Linked DNA regions of Homo sapiens: region 1 is linked to region 2. Evidence: chromatin contacts called from ENCODE Hi-C or POLR2A ChIA-PET data. All regions are on one chromosome and are shown on one strand. The core of a region is the stretch at or near the end of the contact, and the rest is flanking DNA. Distances in the headings are between cores, read along the strand shown.

Evidence for each region. Hi-C counts contacts between places; a loop is a spot of excess contacts on that map. ChIA-PET counts read pairs that join two places held with the same protein, here RNA polymerase II (POLR2A).
Region 1: a map of lower leg skin shows a loop between it and region 2 (34-fold over the local background). The contact joins the enhancer-like site here to the promoter of POLRMT in region 2. A Hi-C loop is called at or near these places in 1 of 168 maps with a recorded cell type or tissue (lower leg skin). POLR2A ChIA-PET finds 5 or more read pairs at or near these places in 1 of 52 experiments (activated B cell).

Annotation. Positions count from the first base shown.
Region 1 is chr19:4,415,017-4,421,805 of GRCh38, reverse strand. It overlaps CHAF1A (chromatin assembly factor 1 subunit A), which reads right to left. Exons shown (of 15, transcript NM_005483.3): 4 at 3,730-3,786. Among named protein-coding and RNA genes, the nearest start is that of CHAF1A, 16 kb to the right of the region's middle. Within about 2 kb of position 1,250, at least 3 of the 41 ENCODE cell types and tissues checked have a DNase peak (open chromatin) inside an H3K27ac peak, as active enhancers do.
Region 2 is chr19:632,247-639,547 of GRCh38, reverse strand. POLRMT (RNA polymerase mitochondrial) reads left to right here and starts at 6,011. Exons shown (of 21, transcript NM_005035.4): 1 at 6,011-6,123; 2 at 6,610-6,714. The coding sequence starts at 6,036. It overlaps LOC105372234 (a long non-coding RNA gene), which reads right to left and starts at 6,084. Exons shown (of 2, transcript XR_936226.2): 1 at 5,653-6,084; 2 at 1,242-5,564. RefSeq lists enhancers at 328-1,053, 2,428-2,487 and silencers at 5,798-6,057, 6,068-6,227.

The DNA.
Region 1 (6,789 bases), core at 1-2,500, 3.8 Mb before region 2:
AACTTTACACAGAAGTGATTTTATTTTTCTTGAGACAAAGTCTACTCTGTTGCCCATGGTGGAGTGCAGTGGTGCAGTCATAGCTGGCTGCAGCCTCGACCTCCCAGGCTCAAGTGATCCTCCCACCTCAGGCTCCTGAGTAGCAGGGGCTATAAGCACACACCACTATACCCAGCTATTTTTGTAATTTTCCTAGAGATGGGGTTTTGCTGTGTTGCCCAGGCTGGTCTTGAACACGTGGCCTCAAACAATCCTTCTGCCTTAGCCTCCCAAAGTGTTGGAATTATAGGCATGAGCCCCAGCACCCAGCCACAGAAGTGATTTTCATAATCCATTATGCTTCCTTCCATCATGAGAAAAATGTTAAGAATTAGCCCTGTGTCCTGGTACTTGTGGGAAATTCAATATAAGATTCATTTAAAACACAATCCTGCTGGGCTGAGGGGGCTCACACCTATAATCCCAGCACTTTGGGAGGCTGAGGCAGACAAATTGCTTGAGGCCAGAAGTTTGAGACCAGCCTGGCCAAGAAGGTGAAACCCCAAGTCTACCAAAAATACAAAAAAATTAGCTGAATGTGGTGGCGCACACCTATAGTCCCAGCTACTCAGGAGTCTGAGGCACAAGGATCGCTTAAACCCACAAGGCAGTTCAAGATCACGCCACGGCACTGCAGCCTGGGTGACAGAGCAAGACTCTGTCTGAAAAACAAAACAAAAAAACATTATTTATTTATTTGGAGATAGAGTCTCATTCTAGTGCCCAGGCTGGAGGGAGTGCAGCAATGCTATCTTGGCTCACTGCAACCTCCGTCCTGGGCTCAAATCAGTCCTCCTGCCTCAGCCTCCCGAGTAGCTGGGACCACAGGCACCTGTCACCACACCTGGCTAATTTTTGTAGAGATGGAGTCTCACTATGTTGCCCAGACTGATCTTTAACTCCTGCGCTCAAGCAATCTGTCCACCTCAGCCTCCCAAAGTGCTAGGATTACAGGCATGACCCATTGCAACCAGCCCAGGAATTCTTTTTCTTTTTAGTAGAGACACTACGTTGCCCAGGCTTGTCTCAAACTCCTGGGCTCAAGAAATCCTCCCACTTTGGCCTCCCAAAGTGTGGGATTATGGGGGCGAGCCACTACGCCCAGCCTTGTTTCAAATTCTTTAAGGAAGTAACACTTCATCACTACGTTCCTCATTCCAAAGACTTGGCAGTGGCCTGGGACACTCAGTCATTACGTAATCTGAAGTTCAATGTTAAACATGCTCAGCCAGGCGCAGGCTCCCACCTGTAATCCCAGCACTTTGGGAAGCCGAGGCAGGCGGATTACTTGAGGTCAGGAGTTCGAGACCAGCCTGGCCAACATGGTGAAACCCCGTCTCTACTAAAAATACAAAAATTAGCTGGGCATGAAGGCACGTGCCTGTAATCCCAGCTTCTTGGGAGACCGAGGCAGGAGAATCGCTCGAACCTGGGAGGTGGAGGTTGCAGGGAGCCGAGATCACGCCGCTGCACTCCAGCATGGGCAACAGAGCGAGACTGTCTCAAAATAAAAAAAAAAAACGCTCACCTGCCCAGCTCCACAGGTGCCCGCTCCTAACACTGCATGAGGACCACCTCTCATCCAATATGGGCTTCCCACACGTCTGGAGCCTGACAGCTCAGCTTTCAGTTTGGGTTAGGATATCTGCCCTTGTCTCTAAGGAAAAATTCTAAATGTGTTCCAATACATCTCTGGTAGCTTTAACAAAAGCCACAGAGACACAGCCTGGAAGATGTCTGATGTGCATTTCCTGCCAGTGTGCTGTGTGACTGCATCTGATATACGAGACACACGAGGAAGGTGACCGTCTGGACTGAACAAGGAGACTATAAACATAACTGGGTGAAGAGTCTCCCACCCTGTTGCTAAGCAGGAAATAGAAGGCTTCTAGAAACTGCAGGTGAATCAGATTTCTTCAGCCGCCGTTGGATACTTTCTCCGCTCCCCAACCCGGTGTGCGGGACTCGGAGGTTCCAATGAGCTTTAAAAGTGCTCTTGTTCCAAAGAATGAGATAAACTGTAAAAATAAAAATCAGGCTGGGCGTGGTGGCTCACACCTGTAGTCCCAGCACTTTGGGAAGCCAAGGTGGGTGGATCACCTGAAGTCAGGAGTTTGAGACCAGCCTGACAAACATAGCGAAACCCTGTCTCTACTAAAAATACAAAAAATTATCCAGGCGTGGTGGCTCGTGCCTATAATCCCAGCTACTCGAGAGGCTGAGGCAGGAGAATCGCTTGAACCCGGGAGGTAGAGGCTGCAGTGAGCCGAGATTGCACCACTACACTCCAGCCTGGGCAACAGAGACTGTGTCTCAATAAAAAAAAAAGTAATAAAATAAAAATCAACCCCAAATCTGAAACACAAAAACTCAGTGTGGCCATCAGGAAGCTCAGGAAACGCCCAGTGAACATCAGGGAGCTCAGGAAACACTCAGTAAACGCAGAGCCCATGGTCACCAGGCCCCTCCTGTGAGCTGGCACTGCATAGGCAAAGCCCAGAGGCCTTCCCTGGAGTTTTGGTTTGTTTCGGTATGACATGATGTTCAATTTCTCTAACCTTTAAGCAATAAGTAAAAAGTCCCCTGCGGCCAGGTGTAGTGGCTCAGGCCTGTAATCCTAGCACTTTGGGAGGCTGAGACGGGAGGATTGCCTGAGCTCAGGAGTTTGAGACCAGCCTGGGCAACATGGTGAACCCCATCTCTACTAAAATACAAAAAAAAAAAAAAAAAAAAAAAATTAGCTGGCTATGGCAGCAAGTGCCTGTAGTCCCAGCTACTCGGGAGGCTGAGGCAGAAGAACCGCTTGAACCCGGGAGGCAGAGGTTGCAGTGAGCCGAGATCGTGCCACTGCACTCCAGTCTGGTGACAGAGCAAGACTCCGTCTCAAAGACAAAACAAAACAAAAGCCCCCTGCATTGCTGTGTGGAAAACGTGGTGATGCCCCCCACAGAATAGGAGACTAAGCAGAGAGTCACTAAAGGATAACCACCCATCGAGTGTAGAGGCTATTCAGATGTTATAGCACTTAGCAATAAGTGAAAGACACAGGACTGGCCAGGCGCGGCGGCTCACACCTGTAATCCCAGCACTCTGGGAGGCCGAGGCGGGCGGATCACGAGGTCAGGAGATCGAGACCATCCTGGCTAACATGGTGAAACCCCGTCTCTACTAAAAATACAAAAAATTAGCCAGGCGTGGTGGTGGATGCCTGTAGTCCCAACTACTGGGGAGGCTGAGCCAGGAGAATGGCGTGAACCTGGGAGGTGGAGCTTGCAGTGAGCCGAGATCGCACCACTGCACCCCAGCCTGGGTGGCAGAGCGAGACTCTGTCTCAAAAAAAAAAAAAAAAAAAAAAAAGAGACAGGACTACAAGGAAATGGACTGGGTTTTTGGAAGGTAATTTGAAGCTACAATGGGATACTGAACCATTAAGACAGTGGTAGCACTATTGATAAAAGCTTAGAAAAGGCCACACACAAAACCTTAGGACTCACTCAGCAAGCCAAAAAATGACACAATCCACAAACCATGAAGTCCAAGTACTTAAAATGAAGCAGGAATCAAAATGATGGTCAGAGAAGGCTGGGGAAAATGTAAAAACTAGACCAAAGGAACTTCAAAGGGCTTTGCTTACTATTTAATGCAAAAAGCACAGCAGGTTAATTTTCTATTTCAGGGAAAATGTCTTACTCTTTGCAGTCTGAGCTTGTTCTTCTCTGTAGAGCCTTTGACGAATTTCTTAGTTATCTGAAAACAGAAGACGTTTATCTTTAAACACGGGTTATTTCAATTGCTTCGAGAAAAAGAGAAACCTTTCCAGGTGATCAGTTTTTCCACCAACAGAACCAAAATGTCATAATAGGGTCACAAACTCCAGTAAGTGTGCATACATGTGTGTATCTGGGATTAGATAACAAGAGAGACTACGGAGGCAGATAAAGAAATGAGTGAAGGACACCAAGCACAAGAAAAACAAGGCAAGCTCAGAAATAAAGGCAACAGACAAGGCTGGGCGCGGTGGCTAACGCCTGTAATTCCAGCACTTTGGGAGGCCGAGGCAGACAGATCACCTGAGGTCAGGAGTTCGAGACCAGCCTGGCCAACGTGGCAAAACCCCATCTCTACTAAAAATACAAAAATTAGCCGAGCGTGGTGGCAGGTGCCTGTAATCCCACCTACTCAGGAGGCTGAGGCAGAAGAATCGCTTGAACCCAGGAGAAGGAGGTTGCAGTGAGCCGAGATTGCGCCACCATACTCCTGCCTGGGCAACAGGGTGAGACTCTGTCTTAAAAAAAAAAAAAAAAAAAAAGCGACAGCTGGCCTGGGCGACAGGGAGAGGATGGATTTGTAGCAAAGGAGAGAGGACCTGCCTGTCCAAAGGAGATGGAGTTCTTACAGGAATATAGATCCCTATTTGCTGGTCCTTCCAATTTCTCCAAGAGAAGCTGATATTAGGAATTTCATATGAATTTTTTTAGGTGTTTAAAAATGGACACAGACGGGCACAGTGGCTCATGCCTGTAATCCCAGCACTTTGGGAGGTCAAGGCGGGAGGATCACTTGAGCCCAGGAGTTCAAGACCAGCCTGGGCAATAAAGCAAGACCCTGTCTCTAAAAAAAGCTTTTAGTTAGTCGGGTGTTGTGGTGCACATCTGTAGTCCTAGCTACCCAGGAGTCTGGGGTGGGAGGAGCCCGGGAGGTTGAGGCTGCACTGAGCTGTCCAACCTGGGTGACAGAGTGAGACTGTCTAAAAAAAAAATAAAAAGATACTAAATTAATCAAATAAAACATGTCTCCAGGCTGGTTTCCTGTGCACCACTAATTTACATTCTGTCTAGCTCAACTCTGCTTTTTATTTTAATGTTATTTTTGAGATGGAGTCTTACTCCTGTCACAGAGGCTGGAGTGCAGCGAGTGCCACGATCTCGGCTCACTGCAACCTCTACCTCCCAAGTTCAAGCGATTCTCCTGCCTCAGCTTCTTGAGTAGCTGGGATTATAGGCGTGTGCCACCACACCTGGCTAATTTTTGTATTTTTAGTGGAGATAGGGGTTTCATCATGTTGGCCAGGCTGGTCTCGAACTCCTGACCTCAGGTGATCCACCCGCCTCGCCTCCCAAAGTGCTAGGAATTCAGGCGTGAGCCACCGCGCCCAGCCAACTCTGCTTTTTAGAATGTGGAGTGAAAGCTTAAGACAAAAGGGAAACTTGCTGGGGTTTTCTAGGACTTCTACCTTCTAGGGCACAATATTTTCTATCACCTACCTTCAAACTGAGCATGAGCTACTAGGAATTACCAATAGGATCCATGGTGTGACTCACCATCCACCTAAATGGTCCCAGGAAGGAAGACGAACAGGGAGTCTGGACTTTGGCCTAAGCTATCTCCCACCGGGGCAGGGAATCCTGAAAACCAAACTAGTAGAAGTGAAGAGCAATGGGAAGAGACGCTTAAGAGTGGGAAGAAATAGTTCTCCGGGTTCATTGCAGACTTGCAGTGTAAGACTGAAGTTGACTGAAAAACCAAAGGCCCATTTTCCTGGCAATGGTCTGAGGGGTCAACAAAATTATGTAAGTGATTTCTTTTTTTTTTTGAGACGGAGTCTCGCTCTGTCGCCCAGGCTGGAGTGCAGTGGCGCCATCTCGGATCACTGCAAGCTCCGCCTCCCGGGTTCAAGCGATTCTCCTGCCTCAGTCTGCCCAGTAGCTGGGACTATAGGTGCCCACCACCATGCCTGGGTAATTTTTTTGTATTTTTAGTAGAGATGGGGTTTCACCATGTTAGCCAGGATGGTCTCGATCTCCTGACCTCGTGATCCGCCCGCCTCGGCCTCCCAAAGTGCTGGGATTAAAGGCGTGAGCCACCGCGCCCGGCCAACAGTGATTTCTTTATCTGGGAAAGCTGAACCCCTGACTAGGACCTCTCACAGAATAAAAGCTTCAGATGAATGAGCTCAAGACAGCCTTTCCACCTGGGTCCCACTGAGTCCTTTCTGGACTAAACCTTTCTTTAGGGAAAGGCCGAGCCGTTGTGAGAAGGCTGCCCGTGTTGGCAGGAGCTCTTTCACCACCGAGATCAGGCCAGGGTGTTCAGTCTTTGCTGAGAATGTGGCAACAGAAATGCCAGCCCGAGGCAGCCTCACCAAATGCTGCAGAAAAAGCATCTGTCTCTCCAGCATCTACTCTGCCTGCCAAGGCTGTGTGCCTCTCCCCCACGCTGAGGGATTTAACTGCAGAATATGGGAGCCGCAGCTCTCCGGGGCTGCCCTTTGTGTTCAGAGATTATAATACGGAATGTGGTCTTGGGGTGGCGGGGAATTCAGTTCCTTAGTCTTGCCCATGCCTGAAGCTCAGCTGCAGAATCTCCTGCCTCTTACAATGCCCCCCCTCTGCTGTGAGTCCAGAGATAACAGACTTGATGTGACTGGCAAGAGCCCGCTCAGTAATATCCAACAACCAAAACAGAGCAATTACTGCTTAATTTAAAACTGGTATCTTTTTTGCTTTGCCAAACCCTCAGATGGACCTTGAAGTCTGACAGAACTTTATCTTCTTGAAATTTGACCCAAGTGTTTATAGATCTCACTCTCAAAATTCTATGCAACACTCCCACATTCTACCCAGCTGGAGCCCGGTCAGACAGCACCCTCAACTGCCAAAAACGTGATCCAGGATCCCAGAAGGAAGCCAAAACACAAAAACCGACAATCCCAAGGAGTCGCGACAGAGCTCACTATGTGTGGGCATGAAA
Region 2 (7,301 bases), core at 4,762-7,261:
CAGAGACCCGGAGGGAGACAGAGACAGAAAGACGGCGGCAGTCAAGAGACACAAGGAAGATGACCGGGAGAGACGAGAGAGACACAGAGACAGAGAGGGGCAGAGGCGGAGATGCTTGGGGACAGAGATGGACACGGGAGGTCCTGCCGCGTGCGTCAGCCGTGGGACCAGCCAGGCTCCGGGGCATGCCCTCGTGGGACTTCTCTCCCCGCAAATTGTAGTTTCCCGAAAGCCAGGCCCACAAGGGTGTGGGAATGCGCGGGTGGGTGGGCAGGTGACGACTGGGGACGTGTGTTTGGGCAGGTAGGTGGGCAGGAGGGAGGATAGCCACGTAGACCTGTCGGTGGCCGGCTGGCGGGGCACGTCGGAGGCGGCAGGAATGGGGCGGCCCCATTCGCACCCACACTTGCTCCTCCCTTAGAGCCATACCCCAGGCCCCACGGGGAACCACCCAGCAAGGCGGCTGGCCCCCACCCTTCCTCTGCCTGCCCCATGCGCTGGGCCCCAAAAGGTGAGCACAGTGACCCTCACAGACTCACAGCCAAGTGGAGGCATTGACAACTGGGGAAACCGAGGCCTGAGAGGGGCGGCGACCTCCGCTGTGGGGACACAGCTCCCAGCAGCCCAGTCCTGGCCCTGCGGCCACAGCCCCAGGTGGCACCCACCTTTAAATAGCACCAGGCTGAAGACATGGCGACCAGCCTGTCCTGCCGGGGAGCCCTCTGGAGGGATAACCGGTCTGGCTGGACGCTGGGATGCCTTCTTGGTGGCTCAGGCATCTCCTGACCCTCTCTTCCTGGCTTAGGCGGGTCACACAGAGGGTGTGGCAGGTGCCACAGTCTCAGGGACAGGGGTCCCCATGGCTGAGGTCCAGCCTGGCCTGGCTTCCCACACTAGAGCCCTGTGGCCAACACCCCAAGCTTCGGTTCCGCCTCTGTAAAATGGGCCAGTAAAGAGACGTCTGGAGGAAGACAATGAGACCCTCCACGGAGCACGCTGGGCAGAGGGCGCGGCACCAGACACTGAAGAAATGTCCACCGCCTTCTCGCCAGCAGGAGCCCAGGTCTTCCCTTCTTAGAGTGTCCGCCCCCCACCGCGGAAGGGTGATCTGAGGGCCTTGTGAGAAATGATGGGGATGGGACCCACAGCGGTGAGACTGGCCCCACCCCAGGCGTCTGAGTTTCTTTAATGACACCTCGGAAACATCACTCATATACCACACAATTCACCCACTTACACTGTACAGTTCAGTGATTTTATTTTATTATTATTTCTTTGAGACGGAGTCTGGCTCTGTCACCCAGACTGGAGTGCAGTGGTGCGATCTCGGCTCACTGCAAACTCTGCCTCCCTGGTTCAAGCGATTCTCCTGCCTCAGCCTCCTGAGTAGCTGGGATTACAGGCACCTGCCACCACACCCAGCTAATTTTTGTATTTTTAGTAGAGACAGAGTTTTACCATGTTGGCCAGGCTGGTCTCAAACTCCTGACCTCGTGATCTACCTGCTTCTGCCTCCCAAAGTGCTGGGATTACAGGCATGAGCCACTGCACCCAGCCAGTTCAGTGATTTTAGTACCTCGTAGAGTTGTGCAACCACCACGACTGTCTAGTTCCAGAAGATTCCATCACCGCAAGAAGAAGCCCCATCAGCTGTCACTCATCCCCTCTGCCAGCCCCCGGCACCCACACATCCCCTTCCTGCCTCTGTGGATGGGCCTGTTGTGGACATTTCATATAAAGGGGATCACACACTGTGTGTCCTTCTGTGTCTGGCGTCTTTCACTGAGCATGACATCCTCAAGGTGCATCCGCGCTGTGGCTGGGGCAGAGCCTTGCTCCTTTTCACGCCTGTAATCCCAGCTACTCAGGAGGCTGAGGCAGGAGAATCTATACAACCCAGGAGGCGGAGGTTGCAATGAGCTGAGATCATGCCACTGCCCTCCAGCCTGGGCGACAGAGCGAGACTCTGTCTCAAACAAAAACAACAACAACAAACACCGATCAGGGCTGGGCTGGCGCACGCTTTGTATTGAGTGGTGTCTTCCTCTTTGTAGCCTCTGTGGTTGGCCCAAAGGTAAGTCCCCACCCTGATCCCTAGAATGTGACATTTGCCTTATTTGGAAAAAGAGTCTCAATATATTGACACCATGAAGATCTGAACGATATGGAGAAGATTGTCCTGGGGCATCCTAAACGCGGTCACAATACGGAGACAGGAGGAGATTTCACACAGGCAGACGAGGAGGCTGCAGTGCGACCACAGAGACCGAGACGGGAGTGATGTGGCCGCAGGCCAAGCACACCTGGAGCCTTCAAAAGCTGGGAGAGGCAGGAAGGAGCCCCAGGGCCTCTGGAGGGAGCGAGGCCTCCACACACCTTGACTTCAGCCCCGCAGTCCTGATTTTGGACTTTTCATTTCCAGAAATGTAAGAAAATGAACGTTGCTTTAAGGCACCGAGTTTGTGGTAATTTGTCACAGGGGCTCCAGGGACCTGGGCCATCCCCTTCCATCTAGCGATTCTCGACTCTGTGGGGTTTGCTTGGTTGGGTTTTGTTTTGTTTTGTTTTTAGACAGAGTCTCGCTCTGTCGCCCAGGCCGGAGGGCAGTGGTGTGATCTCGGCTCCCTGCAACCTCCGCCTCCCGGGTTCAAGTGATTCTTCTGCCTCAGCCTCCTGAATAGCTGGGATTACAGGCACCCACCATGCCCGGCTAATTTTTGTTATTTTTATTGGAGATGAGGGTTTCACCATGTTAGCCAGGCTGGTCTCCAGCTCCCGGCCTCAGGGGATCCGCCCGCCTCGGCCTCCCGTAGTGCTGGGATGACAGGCGGGAGCCACCACGCCCGGCCAGATATATGGTTTCCCACTTTTGATGGTGATATTAAGTCTCTTCGTAAAACTTAAGCAAGAAAAATAATTAATGTTGTATTTATTAATTTATTTTTGAGACGGAGTCTCGCTCTGTCGTTCAGGCTGGAGTGCAGCGGCGAGATCTCAGCTCACTGCAACCTCAGTCTCTTGGATTCAAGCATTTCTCTTACCTCAGCCTCCCAAGTAGCTGGGATTACAGGCACCACCCACTACCACGTCCGGCTAATTTTTGAATTTTTAGTGGAGACAGGGTTTCACCACGTTGGCCAGGCCAGTCTCGAACTCCTGACCTCAGGGGATCTGCCTGCCTCAGCCTCCCAAAGTGCTGGAATTACAGGCATGAGCCACCATGACCAGCCAATATTGCATTTACTTAATACAGGAGTGGTGGAGACAGATGTAGTTAAAATAAATGGTGGGGCTGGGGGGTGGTGGCGGCTACAGAGTTGCGAGGCTGGAATTTGGGCAATGAGCTGTTTCAGAAACTGCTGTCTTATTCCAAAACCCAGATTATGTTCTTTTTTTTTTGAGACAGGGTCTCGCTCTGTCGCCCAGGCTGGAGTGCAGTGGCTCAATCACAGCTCACTGCAGCCTCTGCCTCCTGGCTCAAGCAATTCTACATCTTCCCACCTCAGCCTCCCAAGTAGATGGGGCCACAGGCAGGCACCATCACAGCCAACAAAATTTTTTTGTATTATTTGTAGTGATGGGGTTTGGCTACATTGCCCAAGGCTGGAGTGCAGTGGTGCGATCTTGGCTCACTGTAACCTCCACCTCTCAGGTTCAAGTGATTTTCCTCCCTTGGCCTCCTGAGTAGCTGGGATTACAGGCACAGGCCACCATGCCCGGCTAATTTTCGTATTTTTAGTAGAGACGGGGTTTCACCATGTTGGCCAGGCTGGTCTCAAACTCCTGACCTCACGTGATCCGCCCGCCTCGGCCTCCCAAAGTGCTGGGATCTCATCAAATAAAAGAAAAGACTAACGCATAAGGAATGGTGAAATAGTTCAGAAGTCGGTTTCCACCCAAGTTTCTGGCTCTGCCAGCCTGCAGGGGTGCAGGGGGTGTCTGTAGGTCTTGGCACACCAGGCCTGGCTGATTCAGGGCCAGGCAGGTGACCCCAGTAGTGGGTGAGGTCTGAGGTCACAGCCCGCTGGGGCACCCTGAGGTGGACTGAGGCAGGTGAGGGAGGGTGCTGCCGTCTGTCGAAAACATTCCCAGCCGGTGGCATCAGTGCGCTCACGCAGGCGTCGGCAGCAGCGTCTGGAATGTGCTGTAAGGAGGCTGCCAGGCCCTTCCAGAGTGAGGTCGAGTCCTCGTTCTGGGCTGATGGGGAAACTGAAGTGCCAGGGTTTGGGGATGGAGGATAGCTTGAGCTGAGGCCCCCGAGCCCCCGTGTGGTCAGGCCCCCTAACTGAGCCCCAGCTACATCTTTGCTCCCTCTCCCCAGCCCCACTCTGCTCAAATTGCTCCTCTGTCCACGCTTGTTCCTGCCTCAGGGCCTTTGCACTTGTTTTGTTTTGAGACAGGGTCCTGTTCTGTCAACCCAGGCTGGAGTACAGTGGCGCCATCTCAGCTCACTGCAGTCTAAACCTCCTGGGCTCAAGCAGTCCTCCTGCCTCAGCCTCCCGAGTATCTGGGACCACAGGTGTGCACCACCATGCCTGGCTAATTTCTTTTTTTCCTTTGGTGGAGACTGGGTCTCAGTATCTCGGTTGCCCAAGGCTTGTCTGGAACTCCTGGGCTCAAGCGATCCTCCCGCCGCAGCCTCCCAAAGTGCTGGGATTACAGGCCTGAGGCACTGAACTGACCTCCCTTTGCACTTTTTTTTTTTTGAGACAGGTTCTCGCTCTGTCACCCAGGCTGGAGTGCAGTGGCGAGATCTTGGCTCACTGCAACCTCCGCCTCCCGGGTTCAAGCGATTCTCCTGCCTCAGCCTCCCGAGTAGCTGGGATTACAGGTGCCCGCCACCACCCCCGGATAATTTTTGTATTTTTACTAGAGACGGGGTTTTGCCATGTTGCCAGGCATGCTTGCGTATTTGCCAAGCTGGTCTCGAACTCTGACCTTAGGTGATCCGCCCGCCTCAGCCTCCCAAAGTGCTGGGATGACAGGCCTGAGCCACCAAACCAGCTCCCCTTTGCAACTGGGATATTAGCCTGGAACACAGTTACCCCCAGATATTCCTATTCTCACCCTTCCCAAGCCTACTGCCCCACAGCAGGCGCTCCCGCCTCTGGCCTGCTGCCCCGGCTGAACGACACAGGTGGGCACACCTTCCAGGTTCCATTCTAAAGCTCCCGCCCTGCTCCTCCTAGGCAGGATCACGCGGAGACCAGGGCAGGCTCTAGGCTCCGAGGTTTATTTCATTCCCTTGACCTCACCCCACTTAGCAGGTGAATCCAAGCCTGCCGCTCCATTCGGCTCCTGCCCCTGAGGGCTTGGGGATTGGAGGGTAAACTGAAGCTGGAGGCTGGGAGTCTCGCGGACTGGGGCTTTCTCTCCTTGCAGCCTCCCTGAGGTCGCACGTGCTGTGTCTTCCAGCAACTTGGTGGCCCTCTCTGAGCCTCAGCTTCCTCCATGATAGACGGCATCCTAATGACTCTTACCCAAAAGTTGTCGTTGGAGCAATGAAGGTTGCGGACAGGAATCTCTAAATTGCAGATGCTGTCCTCGTTATTAGATGAGTATGCCTTGAAAAAAAAAAAAAAAAAGCCGGGCACGGTGGCGGCGTCTGCAATCCCAGCGCTTTGGGAAGCCGAGGGGCGAGGATCTCTTTACCCCAGCAGTTCGAAGCTGCACTGAGCTATGATCACGCCACTGCACTCCAGCCTGGGCCACAACGCGTCCAAAACAAAACCAAAAAAGAAAGAAAAACAGAAAAAAAGTCCGGATTTGAGGTCCTCGGGAAAACAGCCTGAGAGTGCCTCCCAGTTGCCACGGCAACAGCTCTGTCCCGCCCCCTCCCTTTAAAAACAGCAGGAGGAACCAATCAGAGCGTCCACCGGCGCATGCCTTCGCGCCTCCGCTGCATCCTGGGAGTCTACTTCCGGCTGGGGTTTCCCTTCGCAGCCTCCGTCGACCATGAAACCACAACTCCCGGCAGGCGGCGCGGGCGCATGCGCAGGCGCGGGCCGGTGGGGTGGCCTGGAGCGGCGTGCGTAATGTCGGCACTTTGCTGGGGCCGCGGAGCGGCGGGGCTCAAACGAGCCCTACGGCCTTGCGGCCGCCCGGGACTCCCCGGCAAAGAAGGTAACACAAAGGGAGACGGCCAGGCAGCCCGGGGGCCACGGCGTGGGCTCCTCCCCGCGCGGCCGGGGCCTTTGGCGCTTTGACCTTTGCCTCTTTGCACCTGGGCGTGCGCAGCCCACCGACCCGGCCCCGCTTTCCACTCGCCCTTGCCCGCTTTTCGACTGAGGCTCCTCCGTGCAGTCTGACCTTTGACTCGTGGTTTCTTATGCAGCCTCCTGACCCCAGGTGTGGTGTTTAGGGCTCTTAACCTTTGACCTGCTGCACCTCGAGTGCGAGGAACCCTCTCTCGGCGGTTCCGCGCCCGTGTTCGCCGCGGCGGGGCCCTTCCACCTTCGCTGTCTTAGTTTCTTTCCAACTTAAGCCCGTGCTCCGAGAGTTTCCGCTGCGTTTAGGGCTCCTTTGCCCTTCGACCCTTCGGCTTCTGCCTTTATGGAGGCCCCCGCCCACACGCCCGGCCCCGCTCAGCCGCTCTCGTCTTTCCCGCAGGGACCGCCGGTGGCGTCTGCGGCCCCAGGAGGAGCTCGTCCGCCAGCCCCCAGGAGCAAGACCAAGACCGCAGGAAGGACTGGGGCCACGTGGAGCTGCTGGAGGGTGAGCGCGACCCCCACGGCGGCCCGGGAGAGGAGAGTCCGCTCCCTGCTGCCGGGAGAAAAGGCAAAGGCTCAGATTCTGAGACAGGCTGAGGGCGGTCTCCACCTCTCGGGTCCCAGGACACGCCCAGACGGCGTTGCTGAAACATCTCTTGCACCGCTCATGGGCCCTGTCCTTGCTGAGCAGGCTCCTTCCTGGAGCTCTCGTAATTCCCCCTCCCCAGAACCCCACCAGGTGCTCCCACTTTCCAGGGACATAGGTGAGGCCCAAGATTATGTCTGGAGAGACCCCCCCCCCGGCCCCGCCGCCAAGGCCACATGTGCAGAGCCAGGATGTGAACCCTGAACTGACTCAGCTGTCCTGGCTTGGCTCTGGGGGGTAGGCGCCTAATGGAGACTGGATGACTGCGAAACTTGGGAGGGACAGCCCAGGCTCCAGCGGTGGCAGGCCCTCGTCCTGGCCTGGCTGGTGGTGTGGGAGGGAGGTGGGAGCTTCCCTGTGCTTGCTTCCCGCCGGTGCTTCTGTCCCACATCCTGTCTGCGTCCATTAGGCAGCCGGGAAGGGAGAGGCGGGAGAACCTTTATAAA